4 separate regions of the Homo sapiens genome follow, and regions 1, 3 and 4 are each linked to region 2. The links are chromatin contacts, found by Hi-C or POLR2A ChIA-PET in ENCODE. All regions are on one chromosome and are shown on one strand. Each heading gives the region's core, a stretch centred on a gene start or an enhancer-like site at or near the end of the contact. The rest is flanking DNA. Distances are from core to core; before and after follow the strand shown.

Region 1 (3,125 bases), core at 306-2,805, 560 kb before region 2:
TTCCCCATTCTGAACTTAGGACATCTAGCTGGGCGAGGTGGCTCATGCCTGTAATCCCAGCACTTTGGGAGGCTGAAGTGGGAGAACCTGGCACCAGGAGTTTCCGACTAGCCTGAGCAACATACCAAGACCCCAGCCTCTACCAAAAAAATTAGCCGGGCATGGTGTGCACGCACCTGTAGTCCCAGCTACTGGGGAGGTTGAGGCGGGAGGATCATTGGAGTCCAAGAGTTCGAGGCTGCATTGAGCTATGTTCGCATCACTGCACTGCAAACTGGGACACAGAGCGAGACCCTGTCTCTGAAAAATAAATAAATAAAAACACACTTATGACGTCACCCTCTCTGCTATGACAAGGTCCTTCCCTGCCCCACCCCCTCCAGGGCCCATCCCTACATCTTGGGGAGGAAATAAGTCCATTTTGGTCAGTCTTGCCCGCTGTCAGTAACTGTCCCTACGAATTCCTCTCTAGCTTGAAGGATTCTCCACCTCTCCCTTCTCTGTTAAAAGAGTCACGGGCCCATTTTCATTCATTCATTCATCAAATGTTTATAAGCAGTTTCCATGCTGGGGACCTGGAAGAGACCCGACCTAGGCCCTGCATCCCGACTCCCCGAGGATCTATCAGCCTGGGAGGATGGGGAATGGGAGGGCCTATCCCTCCCCACGATCACGGCGCGAACCGAGCTTTGATGGAGAAACACGCGGCTCTGTGAGCTTTAGAGAACACATTTAACCTGGCCTGGAGTAAGACAGGGGACGGGCCTGAATCTTTTATGGGACCCGCCCCCAATATCAACCGCCCCGTCCCCAGCACAGAACTGGGCTCCTAGACGACACGGTGCCATCACGTCCCCAGTGAGTCTTCAGGATTTCTGGCCACGCCCCTTCTCAGACCCAACCCCCGAGCCCCTCCCTTGCTTGACCCCGCCCCATCTCTGGCCTAGGCCACGCCCTCCTCTTAGCCCCACCCCCATTTCATTCAACCCAGGCCTCAAGCCCCACCGCCCAGGACGCCAATGCTCCCACCAATCTCACATACCCATTGGTCAGAGAGTGTCACTTTCCCGCCCTCCTTCAGTAGCATTGGTTCCCTAGGTGTCAATCTTCTTTATGGCGCCCCCAGCAGTTGCCAGGGCCCAGGTTTGAGGGGCAGATAATAATGGACGTCTCGGGGCGTCTCGTTATTGGGCAGAAAGCCCGGCTCTGGGCGGGGCTTAGTGCCAAACGCTTGGCCGCGTCTGCCTGGTGTTCCTCAGGGCCGCAGCCTTTCCTCACGGACACACCCCCACTTTCCTTGCTATTGGTCTTATCAGGTGTTGATCAATAGGATTCCTCATTCCGATACGCAAAACTACCTGTCCTTCACCGCTTCCCTCATTTCAATTCGCTCTCTCCTCAGAGGCGGCAACCTTCTGAACGTAGCCAGGGCCCGCCTCACGGAATGGCCACGGAATGGTCAGACACCCCGTCACTCCTGGCTGGTGGGCGGGGCCAGGGCGCCTGGGGGCGGCGAATTGGCGGATGGGGCCTCGGGGGCGGGGCAGCGGCTCCTGTCAGCGGGTGAAATGGCAGCGGCGGAGCCGGCGGCGGCCGCGGTCCCGGGGGGCGGCTGAGGGGGCCGGGCCGGGGCTGCGGGGCGAACGGCGCGGCTAGGATCCGGCGGCTCAGCCCGGGGCGGCGAGGCTCGGCACGGAGATGGCGGCGCGCTCGGCGCAGGTAGGGCGGCGCGGGCCGGGCCTCCCGGGCGCCTGCTCAGGCCGGCGGCTCCGTGATGCGGCCCGCGGGGAACCGGCAGGACCGCAACTCGGGCCGTCGTGCCCCGGAACCCGCGCTGGGAGCCTCGGCATCCCCAGCCCGGGACCTTCGGAGGACCCTGGCCCCTGCCCACCCTCGTTGCCGATCCCTCCGGACCCCTCCCCAGGAGCTCCTGCAGGATCCCCCTCCCCCACTCCGTCCCCTCCCCATGAGGACCCCGCAGGCCCAGGACCCCCGTCCACCCTTTGCAGTGACCCTCAGGACTCCTCTCCGGGAACCCCCTCAGGGCTCCCCATCCCCCCACTCCGCCGATCAGCCCCTCAGAAGCGCCCCCCAAGCCCAAGAACCCCCGTCCACCTTCTGCCCTGATCTCTCAGGACCCCTCCCTTCTGGACAACACTTGCCACCCCCTCCCCGCACCCCCTCACTTCACGTCCTCCTATCTTGGGCCCAGAACTGCCCCCACCTCTCCCCAAGGAGACCAGCCTCAGGGCCTACCCGCCCCCCATGCTGACCCCACAGGACCCCTCTCTGGCCTCTGTAAGTCGGATTTCCTACCCCTGCCCACAGCCCTCAGCTCAGCCTGCTAGCCCATCTCCCACCCCAGCTGCCACATGCCCAAGGGCACCCCTAAACACCACTCCCCGGCGTCCACCCAGCACACTGTGGTAGCTCCACTGATCCTGCCCCATCTGGATCCTGGCTCCTGGATCCTGAAAAATCCACCCATGCTCAAGACCTCCCGTTGGATATTCTGAACCACCCCACTCCCCATCCAGAGCCACCCATCTTTCTGAAAACCCCAAACACACACACACACACACACACACACACACACACACACACACACACAGTCACTTAGATCCCCCAGCACACACAGAAAAACTTAAGAGCTCCAACATAGACCCCAGGCATATCTGCCCCTGCCCCCACCCACTCAACACTTCTGCACCCCTCCTCAGATCCCACCTGTCCAGGCCCTCCCAGAGTCCCCGACAGCTCCCCCAGCTCAAGCAGAGATTCCAGAGACCATGAGGTGCCTGCCGCACCCCAGGAAGCCAACTTGCCCCTCCACCAAACCAGCGCCCACACTGGAGCCTTGGAGGGTGACAGGGCCCCAGAATCCCCCAGCACCTACCCCTGTGGGAACCTGCCCCAGGCCTCTGCCAAGTTATCCATCCTTCCCTGCTGTGCCCTTTCAAAGGGAAGGACGCTCACTTTCTCTCCTACACTAGTGTCCCGAAGGAACCACTGCCCGCCCCCTGATTTATGCCACCCCCTGGCGGGAAGGGAGAGGATTCACAGCTCCTGGCTTCCGTCCTGAAGTCTGCCCCCAGCCTCCTGACCCCATCACGCCTACTGGCCTC
Region 2 (3,266 bases), core at 220-2,719:
GGAAGGCAATGGATAGGTTAATTGCTTAACTCTCATAATTGGCCATGTGTGGTGAAAATGCCTGTAATCCCAGCACTTTGGGAGGCCAAGGTGGGCGAATCACCTGAGGTCAGGAGTTCGAGATCAGCCTGACCAACATGGAGAAACCCCGTCTCTACTAAAAATACAAAAAAATTAGCCAAGCATGGTGGTGCATGCCTGTAATCCCAGCTATTCGGGAGGCTGAGGCATGAGAATCGCTTGAACCCGGGAGGCAGAGGCTGCAGTGAGCCGAGAGCACACCATTGCACTTCAGCCTGGGCAACGACAGCAAAACTCCGTCTCAAAAAAAAAAAAAAAAACTGTCATAATTATTATTTCACTGGGTACATGTGTATCAAAACACACGCTGTACACCCTAAATATATAAAACAAACACATACTGTATTGTCAGGTAGTGATAAATCCTATCACTACCTGACAATACAGCAGTATGTGTTTTATTTTCTATATTACCTATTTTTATATTTTACCTATGTGGCAAAATATAGGACAAAAGAGGGGTAGTGGTAGGAGGTCCTGTTGGAGAGCATTGGTATCCAGTAAGGATTTAAAAGTATTTATTTAACAAAGAATAGCAGAAAGTGGACGGTTGATTCACACTTGGTGCAATCTCGGCTCACTGCAACCTCCACCTCCCAGGTTCAAGCGATTCTCCTGCCTCAACCTCCTGAGTAGCTGGGTTTACAGGCACCAGCGACCACGCCCGACTAATTTTTGTATTTTTAGTAGAAACGGGGTTTCACCATGTTGGTCAGGCTGGTCTCGAACTCCTGACCTCGTGATCCGCCAGCCTCGGCCTCCCAAAGTCCTGGAATTACAGGCGTGAGCCACCGCGCCTGGCTGATCTGGTTATTTTCAAAAGATTCCATGAGACGGGTTTCTTCAGTTTACAGAGGAGGAAACTGAGGCACAGAAGGATAACCCAGTGAGTCCCAATATAGAGATGGAGACTGCAACCGAGAAAGGGGACCCAGCGCTGAGGTCCCCGGAAATGGTCATTTATGGGCTTGGGGGGCGACCAGGGCAGCGCGCGCTGACCTATGACGTCATCGGGACGTTAAGCATCGTAGCATTACCTGGACGTAGCCCCATTTCTCTTCCCGGACAGGTCCTCTGATAGTCGGGTAGGTTCTCAATCAAGCCTCTCATTAGTTATTTGGTCTGTCAATCCATTTCATTCCTGCAGTCTTCCGCCCCGCCCTCTTGAGCTCGCCCCTGATAGGCTGGCGCGTCCGTCACTTCAAAAAGGTCCGCATTCCTTCCGCCTTTCTCCAGGACACCGAGGGCGAGGAGGGTGGTACCAAGCGGCGCCCACCCTCAGAGCACTACTTCCATCTCTGATTGGCTTCGCTGGGTGCCCGTCGCTACTCCACTCGCCGCTGATAGGCCATTCAACCGCCGCTCTGCGCGGCGCCGGCTCCGCCCCCGTCGGGTGTTTGTGGTGGGGCTGCGGAGTCGCCGATCCCGCCGGAAGCGCCAGGACAATGGGGACCCGGGACGACGAGTACGACTACCTATTCAAAGGTGCGGCCGGTGGGGCACAGACGGGCGAAGTCGTGGCGGCGAGGCGGCGGGCAGACGGGCCAAGGCCGCGCTCCAGGCCGCTGGGCCCAGGCCGGAGCCCGGGGCTTGGGGCCCGGCGGGTCAGGCAGCCGGGAAGGCCGGAGCCGACCGGGCAGCATCAGCTTCGGGCTAGGATGCGCGGCTATACGGAGCCGGAGGCCCGGAGAGACCTGGGGGACCTAGGACGCGCCGGGGCGGGGCCAGAGCCTAGAGGGGGTGGGGCCCGGAGCGGTGGGAGAGGCTGTTAGGGCGGGGCCTCCGCAGGGGGTGGAGCTTTCCCAAGATTTGGCGGGCCGGGCTGGGCTGAAAGCGTGATTCGGGATGGGGGCGGGGTTTTTAGGGGCGGGGCTAAGGCGTGATGGGCGTGACCAATAGGTGGGTTGGGCCTGGGCAAACGGAGGCGGGGCTCTCACGAGGCTTGTCCTGATTGGGGCAGCGTGTTTGGGGGTGGGGCCCGGGAGAGGCGGGGCAGGCAATGGGGGCTGGGCCGAGATGAGGGCCTGGGGGTGAGGTGTGTGGTGGTGGGAGCCTTGGATTGGGGTGCAAAGCTGGGATTGAGTGGAAAGGCACCCGTGTGTGCAGCAAGAATTCCATCTCTTCACTCAGAACTCTCAACAGTGCTAAGCCAGTACTTGCACTTTTCTGAGCACTTTACCCGAATTAACTAAAATCCTCACTGCAGCCCTTTGAGGTTGATACTAACCAGCCTCTCTTTTTACACGTTGGGAAACTGAGGCCCAGAGTGACAAAGACACAGTTTATAAGTGTTGGAACCCGATTGAGCCCAGGCCACCTGTAGGCCTTACCACTTAGGAAGCGTGTCTTAGGGGGCTTGTGGCCAGCATCTGGGACTTTGGGTTGTTGGACCAACTTCTTCCAACACGTGCGCACTGATGGCCGGGGCCCCAGCCAGCCTGCTGGAGGGTCTTCCCCGCCCGAGGGACTGAGGGGGCTCTAGGAGCATCACATAAGGCCTAGGTAGATCAGGCAGCCATTGCCCATTTAGGGACAGCTGGAGGAAGCCGGAGTCCCTTGTTTCTCAGCTGAGCCTTCTGTGCCCAGCTACACTTTGGCCTAGTGGTCTGCCCTGGTTGCTGGGCTCCCTGGCTGACAATGGCAGCCCTTGAGGGCTAACCCCTGGATCCAAGGTGCCTTCACCCTGCGGCCTGCTCTATGAGGGCCTGCGTCGCACATCAGCTGTTGGTATCCTCACCTCGCTGAGCCGTTCCTCCGAGTGTGCTCTGTGGCTTGCACCAGGCCTAGCTGGGCCTTGTGTCTGGTCTCATCCAGCGTCTTCTGATTGTGGGGAATGAGGCAGAGGTCTCCCCACCTGGGCTGTCCGTGTGGCGAAAGCCTTCCGGGGGGAGGGAGAGGAAGTGCCTCTACAAGGGCCTAGAGTCGTCCTGTGGCACTGAGGGCTCTGGCAGCTGCACACAGGTTGATAATGTCACTGGTGGGTGAGGCTCTGTGGTCAGCAGGTGCCCGGCCCAAGGTCTCGCCCCTCGTGGCAGGAGGAAGCTTTGGAAGGGTTTTGGAGACTGGGATTCTAAGGGGCCGTCTGGAGACAGGGGGACTAAACTTTGGGTCCTGCTGATCGGGTGCCATCTCCACTCAGCCCACCGTGAGGCAGCTGCTCCCAGGTCCTGGCTGGGCACCCACCC
Region 3 (3,105 bases), core at 95-2,594, 540 kb before region 2:
AGTTTGGGGGTCTAGGCAACCTCACGCCTTGCCCCGCCCCAGCCCGGCCTGCCTGGAGGCCCTGCTGCTGGCCAGCCTGCCTCCCACCGCTACTTCTCTGCTGTGCGGGCCCCTGCCCCCTCCCCGCGTCCTCCAGCTGGTGCTTCAGGGAAGAATGCACAAAGGCCACGGTTGTGTCCGTGAACATGGGCAGGCATTGTCCACAGCTACCAGAGGGGGCCAGCTGGGCCGGGTGCAGGAGCTGTGTCCCCCCTGGGCTTACCTTAACCCTTTGCACAGGCCCGAGGCCCCCGGCATACCCATCCTCCTTCCCCCACGAAGGTCCCCTCTGTCAGACCCCCCGACCCTCAGCCTTCACTCCCAGGAGAGCCTCCTTGGCCTGCTTTTCTTTTTTTCTTTTACCTTTTTCTTTTTTTTTTTAAGTCGGAGTTGCTCTGTGGCCCAGGCTGGAGTACAGTGGTGCAGTCCTAGCTCACTGCAGCCTCCACCTCCTGGGCTGAAGCGATCCTCCCGCCTCAGCCTCCTGAGTAGCTGGAACCAGAGGTGTACATCACCATGTCCAGCTAATTTTTTTTTTTCAGAAATGGGGTCTCACTATGTTGCCCACACTGGTCTCAAACTCCTGGGCTCAAGCTATTTATTTCTCCCACCTCAGGCTTTTAAATCATTGGGATTATATGAATGAGCCACCACATCCAGCATCTGCCAGCTTTTCTTCTGGAAACTAAGGCTTTGGCTGCAGGCAGTCCCCCATTCCCTCCCCTCACGCTCAGTCTTTCCATTGCTCCACAAACACTGAGGACACGGCGTTGAGGACATGGCGACACCCCGGGCAGACCCGTTCCTGCCCCCCTCCAGGGCAACAGGGCTCGGGCGGCCCCCGGTGGTCAGGGCCTGCATGTTGGTGACCAGGTGACCGGCTGTGTCCCCACAGTACTTCCAGAGAGTGATCCCCCACCAGTTCGACAGCTGCCCGGACAAGCTGGTCCTCAAAGCCTACCAGGTCAAGTACAACCCCAAGAAGATGAAGAGGTCGGTGCCTGCTGGGCAACCAGGGTACTGGTAAGAAGGGGGGACCCCCGAGGGCATGACAGTAACCACGGGGCCCTCCCGATCTGCAGGCTGGAGAAGGAGTACGCAGCCATGAAGAGCAAGGAGATGGAGGAGCAGATCGAGATCAAAGTGAGTCCAGGGGCCCAGGGGCGGGGACAGGGATGGGAGGCCTTTGGGGGCTGCCCTCCGTACTCTAAAGATCGGCCGCTAGGGGGCGGGCCTTCCCAGCGCACAGGCGGACCCGGCGGTCCTTGGCGGACAGGCCTCCGCCCACCTGCGCCGTCCTTCACCTGTTAGGCCAGCTGTGAGCGCCTCCCCCGCCTGACGCCGCGGTAACCAAGACAGTCAAGGTCCCTGCCCCGCTGGGCCGCCCAGCGTCATGGGGAAGCAATCAATAAACCACTGAACTAGAGTGCGGACTCTAAATGCTCTGGACAAGGATGTGCACGCGGTGGGCAAGGCTGACTTGGGCAGAGGCTCCGGGCCCAGGGTGTCGAGGGCTAAAGGCCCAGGGCAGCAGCGTGCCTTGGGGGCTGGAGGAATTCCAAGAAGGTTGCAGTGGAGGACCCCGCAAGGGGACCGCCCTCTGGGGAAAGATGGAGCACGCAGGGCCCAGACACCAGGGTGTGTAGGGCAGGGTGTGGGCACTCACCCGGGGCCCCTGGTTCCTGGGGCAACTGGCCCACCAGCCCTGCCAGGTCAGGGGGTTTCCTGAGTGTGCAAAGCTTCTCTCTCCTTCCTTGCGCATTCTTCCCTTTACACGTGATTTTAGTTATTTACTCAACAAGCATTTATTGCCGGGCGCGATGGCTCATGCATGTAATCCCAGCACTTTGGGAGGCGGAGGCAGGTGGATCACTTGAGGTCAGGAGTTCGAGACCAGCCTGGCTAATGCAGTGAAACCCCGTCTCTATTAAAAATACAAAAATTAGCTGGGTGTGGTAGCACACACCTGTAATCCTGGCTACTCGGGAGGCTGAGGCAGGAAAATCACTTGAACCCGGGAGGCGGAGGTTACAGTGAGGCAAGATTGTACCGTTGCACTCCAGCCTGGGCGACAGAGTGAGACTGTGTCTCAAAAAAAAAAAAAAAAGAAAAGAAAAGAAAAAAAACATTTATTGAGCACCTGCTGTGTGCCAAAGTCACAGCTGAGACTGAGGGCGCACCAGTGATAGGAAGGGACACAGACACAAACCCAACACAGCCTGGCTCCATGCTCTTCAGGGGCAGAGCCGCACAGTGGCTAACACTGGAGTCCAACAGACAAGGATTCAATTCCAGCTCCAGCGGCACAGTGGCTCACACCTGTAATCCCAACACTTTGAGAGGCTGAGGTGGGAGGGTGGCTTGAGGCCAGGAGTTGGAGACCAGTCTGGGCAACATAGCAATACCCCGTCTTTACAAAAATATAGAAATAAATACAAAAGGTGTGCCCAGCTCCTGCAAGGATGGCTGTGCTTGGTGCTGTGATGGGTTGAAGCCAGAGAGATGATAGGGAAACCCAGGGGCCAGGGATCAGGGCTCCAGATTGCTATGAGGACCAGAGACCTGAAATAGCTCTGACCCAGCTGAACTGAGGGACTAGGGCAATGCCCTGCCCCACTCTGACTCAGTTTCCCCACATGACATGCATCAATGACTGTCAAGTCTGCGGTTCTGTCTGACTGCATTTGCTTCCTGGGAATGTTCTAGGTGTTTCCATCACCTTTTCTCCCCAGAAGAAACCCAGGAAATATTCTGTGTGACCTGCAGTGTGGCAGGGCCCTCACTCACCTGCCAATCCAAACAATTTCTGTACCACCTTAGTATCAAGCAAGGGGGCACAGGTACAGTCGAGATTCAACTCGTTTGCAAACCTCACCTGCTCCCCAGAGTGTCCTGGGGGAACCTAAAGTGCAAATATCTTTTTCTTTTTTTTTTTTTTTTTTTGGAGATGGAGTCTTGCTCTGTCACCCAGGCTGCAGTGCAGTGAGGTGATCTCGGCTTACTGCAACCCCTGCTCCCGGGTTCAAGTGATTCTCCTGCCTCAGCCTCCCCTGTAGCTGGGATTAC
Region 4 (3,369 bases), core at 421-2,920, 520 kb before region 2:
GCCGGGGACGGGGTTCCTGGGGTAGGCCCGGAAGTGTCTGGAGAAAAAGTAGAAGGCCAAGGGTCACCGATACCTCTGAGGCGGCTCCCCTTGCTGCCCAGGAACCCCACTCTTCTCCAGGTCACGTACCTCTCCGTGCCCCAGCGCTGAGGGCACTCCTTTTGGGAGCCTCTGTAGCTTTTCCTCTGGCCACAGTTTCCTCCGCTGAGATCCGGAGTCCCTTCTGGCCAAGAGGGCCTGGCCTGGAGACAGAAGGGGCCACGCTCAGGCCTAGGTCTTTGTTTGGCTTCCCAAGTCTCTATTTTCCCATCTGTGAAATGGGCATGTGCCCTCTCTGAGGACCAATAATGGCTTTCACCCAATTTGTGCCCAGTGACCTGCAAGTGCTCCCGCGCCCCAACTCGTGTAAAATAAAAGGTTCCAGACTCTGTGACGCTAACCCTGGCTTAGGAGACTGGGGGAGAGGGAGCAGGTTACCTGGTGGTCCCGCTGGCACGCCCTGGGCTAGAAACAGGGCCTGGGCTGGTGTTCTTGGCAGGAGGAGCTCTCTCCCCTCTCCCAGAGGCTGGGGGCCTGGAGGCTGCGGGGAGAAGGCCGAGTCACAGGTGCCCCGGAGAGGTGGCAGTGGAGGTGAGACTGGACAGGTATTGGAAGGGGGAGGGAAGATGGGGGCGGAGCTGAGGAAGGAGGCTGGGGTACCAGGGTTTCGGGAACTTGTCCCAGCACTCCGCGTTGGTCCCGCTCGGGGAGCAGACTCGGGAATAGTGGCCCCGCCGATGCCCCCCGCTCGCTCTGCCAGAGGCTTTCGCCCCACTGCTCCCGCAGCTCCCAGAACTCGGAGGGCTGCGGGAGTTACTGGGGGAGGGGGTCGAGGAGAGCCTGGGGGCCTGGGGGTCAGAAGTCCAGGAGCGCGAGCAGCCGGCGTCCGCGCGGCGGCCCCTGCCTTCGCCTTGTCTCTCTTGTTGTCCATCTTGCACCTGAAGAGACAAACCGGTCCGCATCCCAGGTTCTGGACAGCTACGCCGCCTCCAGAGACCTGGACCCTGCTACCTCACTGCCCTTTCGCAGCATCGCCACCCATGGACACTCAAACCTCGGCCTCGGCTTCCATCCGCTCGGCTCCCACGCACCTACACCCACTCGCCAGCCCCACTGCTCCTCGCTGTCCCCAAGTCCCACCCCCCACCGCTTTTCCCTAAAGCGAAGAGGCCCTGCCCGCCCCAGCCCACCGCCTCCCCCGCCTCGGCTCCAATTCAGGACCGATCTCCACGCCCCTGCCCCTTGCCCCTTCAGGGACTCAGACCGCCAGCCTCGAGAGCGGGGGACTGCCACGGGCTCAGGATGTCGCATCCCTCCAGACCCGGAGCGCACGCCCGGGTCTCCCCGCCAGCCCCCATCGGCCTCCCCTGGCCTCCCCGAGGGATGCCTGCACCTGCCGGGAGGCAGAGCGGCCCCGCTGCCCGCGAACGGGCTCCGGGAGACAAAGAGCCGCGTCCCGGGCCCGACCCCTCCCCCAGCCGGGCCTGGCCCGCGCCCAGCCTCTCCACCTGCTCGCGTCGCGCTCACCTCCGCCTCCGGCCTCCGGCCGCTCCTCACAGAGTCGCCTGGGGTGGGGCCCGGGCCGGAGCGACGCGGTGGCCGCCAGCGGCGAGGAGGCGAGGGGAGGGGGCTGCGGGCTGCGGCGCCGGGGGAGCCGAGCCGGTCCCGCCCCTCGGCCGCGGGCGGGAGAGCCGGGGGCGCGCGCTCGATCCGGACCCGGGAGCGCGGCCGGCGGAAGCGCGCCGAGGGGGATGGGGGAGAAGCGCGCTTTGGAGAGAAGGGTGGCTTCTCTGCGGTCCGGGGGAAGCCTGTTTCCCCAGCTGCGCCTGAGGAACCCAGATAGTCAACGGTTGGGACTGGGGGAGCAAATCCCTGGGGTCCTCCACTGTCCTTCCCAACACATACACCTGCCCCGACCCCCACCACAACCACCTGGCACCAAGGACCGCCTGGACGCGGATAGGCTGGGCCCTGGCAACCAGGAGGCGGGACCACCGCGCCTCTGGCCCACACACCAATCCGGCCGCTCGGTGGCCCTGGCACTATCCAGTCCTTCGCGTCTGCGAAAGCTAGGCCGCCCAGGGTCTCTGGGGGGCAGCCGCCCTCCGCCCCACACCCGAAGGTGTTCCCCAGACGCCAGGAAACCCCTTATCTGGTTGGGGGGTCGAGGGACTGCTAAGAGAATGCTGCCCTGGGAATTTCAGGATGCAAGGTAGACCCCAGATTTTGGGGAAGATAAAGAAAGGAATAGGAGGGAGAGCGACAGGAGACACAGTATATTCTGTGAGAGGTGACCCAGCCGTCTGCAGGGTAGAGCACGCCCACCCTCCACACCCTCCCAGCTAACGGGATGTCAAGTCAGCCCAGACTTCCTGGCAGAGCTGGGCTTCCGGGGGACAAGGTTCTGTCGACCTAGCAGGTGTCAAAACAAGTGCATAAGGCCGGGCGCGGTGGCTCACACCTGTAATCCCACTGCTTTGGGAGGCTGAGGCGGGCGGATCACTTGAGCTCAGGAGTTCGAGACCAGTCTGGCCAACATGGCGAAACCCTGTCTCTACCAAAAAATACAAAAATTAGCCGGGCATGCTGGCGAGCACCTGTAATCCCAGCTACTCGAGAGGCTGAGGCAGGAGAATCGCTTGAACCCGGGAGGCGGAGGTTACAGTGAGCCGAGATTGCGCCACTGCACTTCAGCCTGGGCGACAGAGTGAGACTCTGTCTCAAAAACAAAAACAAACAAAAAAACAAAAACACAAGTTCATGAAGGACGCAGAAGATCCTTTACAAGGGTCCCAGCCCAGCCGGAGCGAGTGGGAGGTGTCCTGTTGCTGACTTCAGCCAGGGCAGGGGCCTCGGTGGAGAGCGGTGCTCCAGGACTGTGGCATGAAGAGGGTGGGAGCCTGAGGGTGGAAATGGCCATTCCTCAGCTCCCTCTCCTTATAAGAAGAGTCTGGGCCGGGCATGGTGGCTCAGGCCTGTAATCCCAGTACTTTGGGAGGCCGAGGTGGGCGGATCACAAAGTCAGGAGATCGAGACCATCCTGGCTAACACGGTGAAACCTTGTCTCTACTAAAAATACAAAAAATTAAACGGGCGTGGTGGTGGGCGCCTGTAGTCCCAGCTACTCGGGAGGCTGAGTATGGCCTGAGTATGGCTGAGAATGGCGTGAACCCAGGAGGCAGAGCTTGCAGTGAGCCGAAATCGTGCCACTGTATTCCAGCCTGGGCGACAGTGCAAGACTCTGTCACACATGCACAAAAAAAGAGTCTGGCCTTGTCACCTCTGTCGGCCAAGTCCCCTCCTCATATGGCCTCCATGAGCTTTCCGCCT

Evidence for each region. Hi-C counts contacts between places; a loop is a spot of excess contacts on that map. ChIA-PET counts read pairs that join two places held with the same protein, here RNA polymerase II (POLR2A). Pooled maps may share reads with other maps.
Region 1: a map with no recorded cell type shows a loop between it and region 2 (17-fold over the local background). The contact joins the promoter of EVI5L here to the promoter of RAB11B in region 2. A Hi-C loop is called at or near these places in 1 of 37 single-sample maps with no recorded cell type and 9 of 50 pooled maps. POLR2A ChIA-PET finds 5 or more read pairs at or near these places in 1 of 52 experiments (A673).
Region 3: a pooled map shows a loop between it and region 2 (4-fold over the local background). The contact joins the enhancer-like site here to the promoter of RAB11B in region 2. A Hi-C loop is called at or near these places in 3 of 37 single-sample maps with no recorded cell type and 8 of 50 pooled maps. POLR2A ChIA-PET finds 5 or more read pairs at or near these places in 2 of 52 experiments (HCT116 and K562).
Region 4: a loop to region 2 is called in a pooled map, with 7 times the contacts of the local background. The contact joins the promoter of PRR36 here to the promoter of RAB11B in region 2. A Hi-C loop is called at or near these places in 3 of 37 single-sample maps with no recorded cell type and 10 of 50 pooled maps. POLR2A ChIA-PET finds 5 or more read pairs at or near these places in 3 of 52 experiments (GM12878, HCT116 and K562).

Annotation. Positions count from the first base shown.
Region 1 is chr19:7,828,663-7,831,787 of GRCh38, forward strand. It overlaps EVI5L (ecotropic viral integration site 5 like), which reads left to right and starts at 1,556. Exons shown (of 20, transcript NM_001159944.3): 1 at 1,556-1,719. RefSeq lists a silencer at 1,413-1,652.
Region 2 is chr19:8,388,891-8,392,156 of GRCh38, forward strand. RAB11B (RAB11B, member RAS oncogene family) reads left to right here and starts at 1,470. Exons shown (of 5, transcript NM_004218.4): 1 at 1,470-1,566. The coding sequence starts at 1,527. RAB11B-AS1 (RAB11B antisense RNA 1) reads right to left here and starts at 1,801. Exons shown (of 3, transcript NR_038237.1): 1 at 1,119-1,801. It overlaps MIR4999 (microRNA 4999), which reads right to left and starts at 490; the gene lies at 400-490. RefSeq lists silencers at 1,102-1,383, 1,603-1,862 and an enhancer at 1,133-1,332.
Region 3 is chr19:7,852,152-7,855,256 of GRCh38, forward strand. EVI5L (ecotropic viral integration site 5 like) reads left to right here. Exons shown (of 20, transcript NM_001159944.3): 9 at 935-1,032; 10 at 1,122-1,182. Among named protein-coding and RNA genes, the nearest start is that of PRR36, 21 kb to the right of the region's middle. Within about 2 kb of position 1,345, at least 3 of the 41 ENCODE cell types and tissues checked have a DNase peak (open chromatin) inside an H3K27ac peak, as active enhancers do.
Region 4 is chr19:7,872,720-7,876,088 of GRCh38, forward strand. PRR36 (proline rich 36) reads right to left here and starts at 1,671. Exons shown (of 6, transcript NM_001190467.2): 1 at 1,567-1,671; 2 at 700-977; 3 at 478-580; 4 at 130-242; 5 at 1-37. The coding sequence starts at 970. RefSeq lists an enhancer at 873-1,389.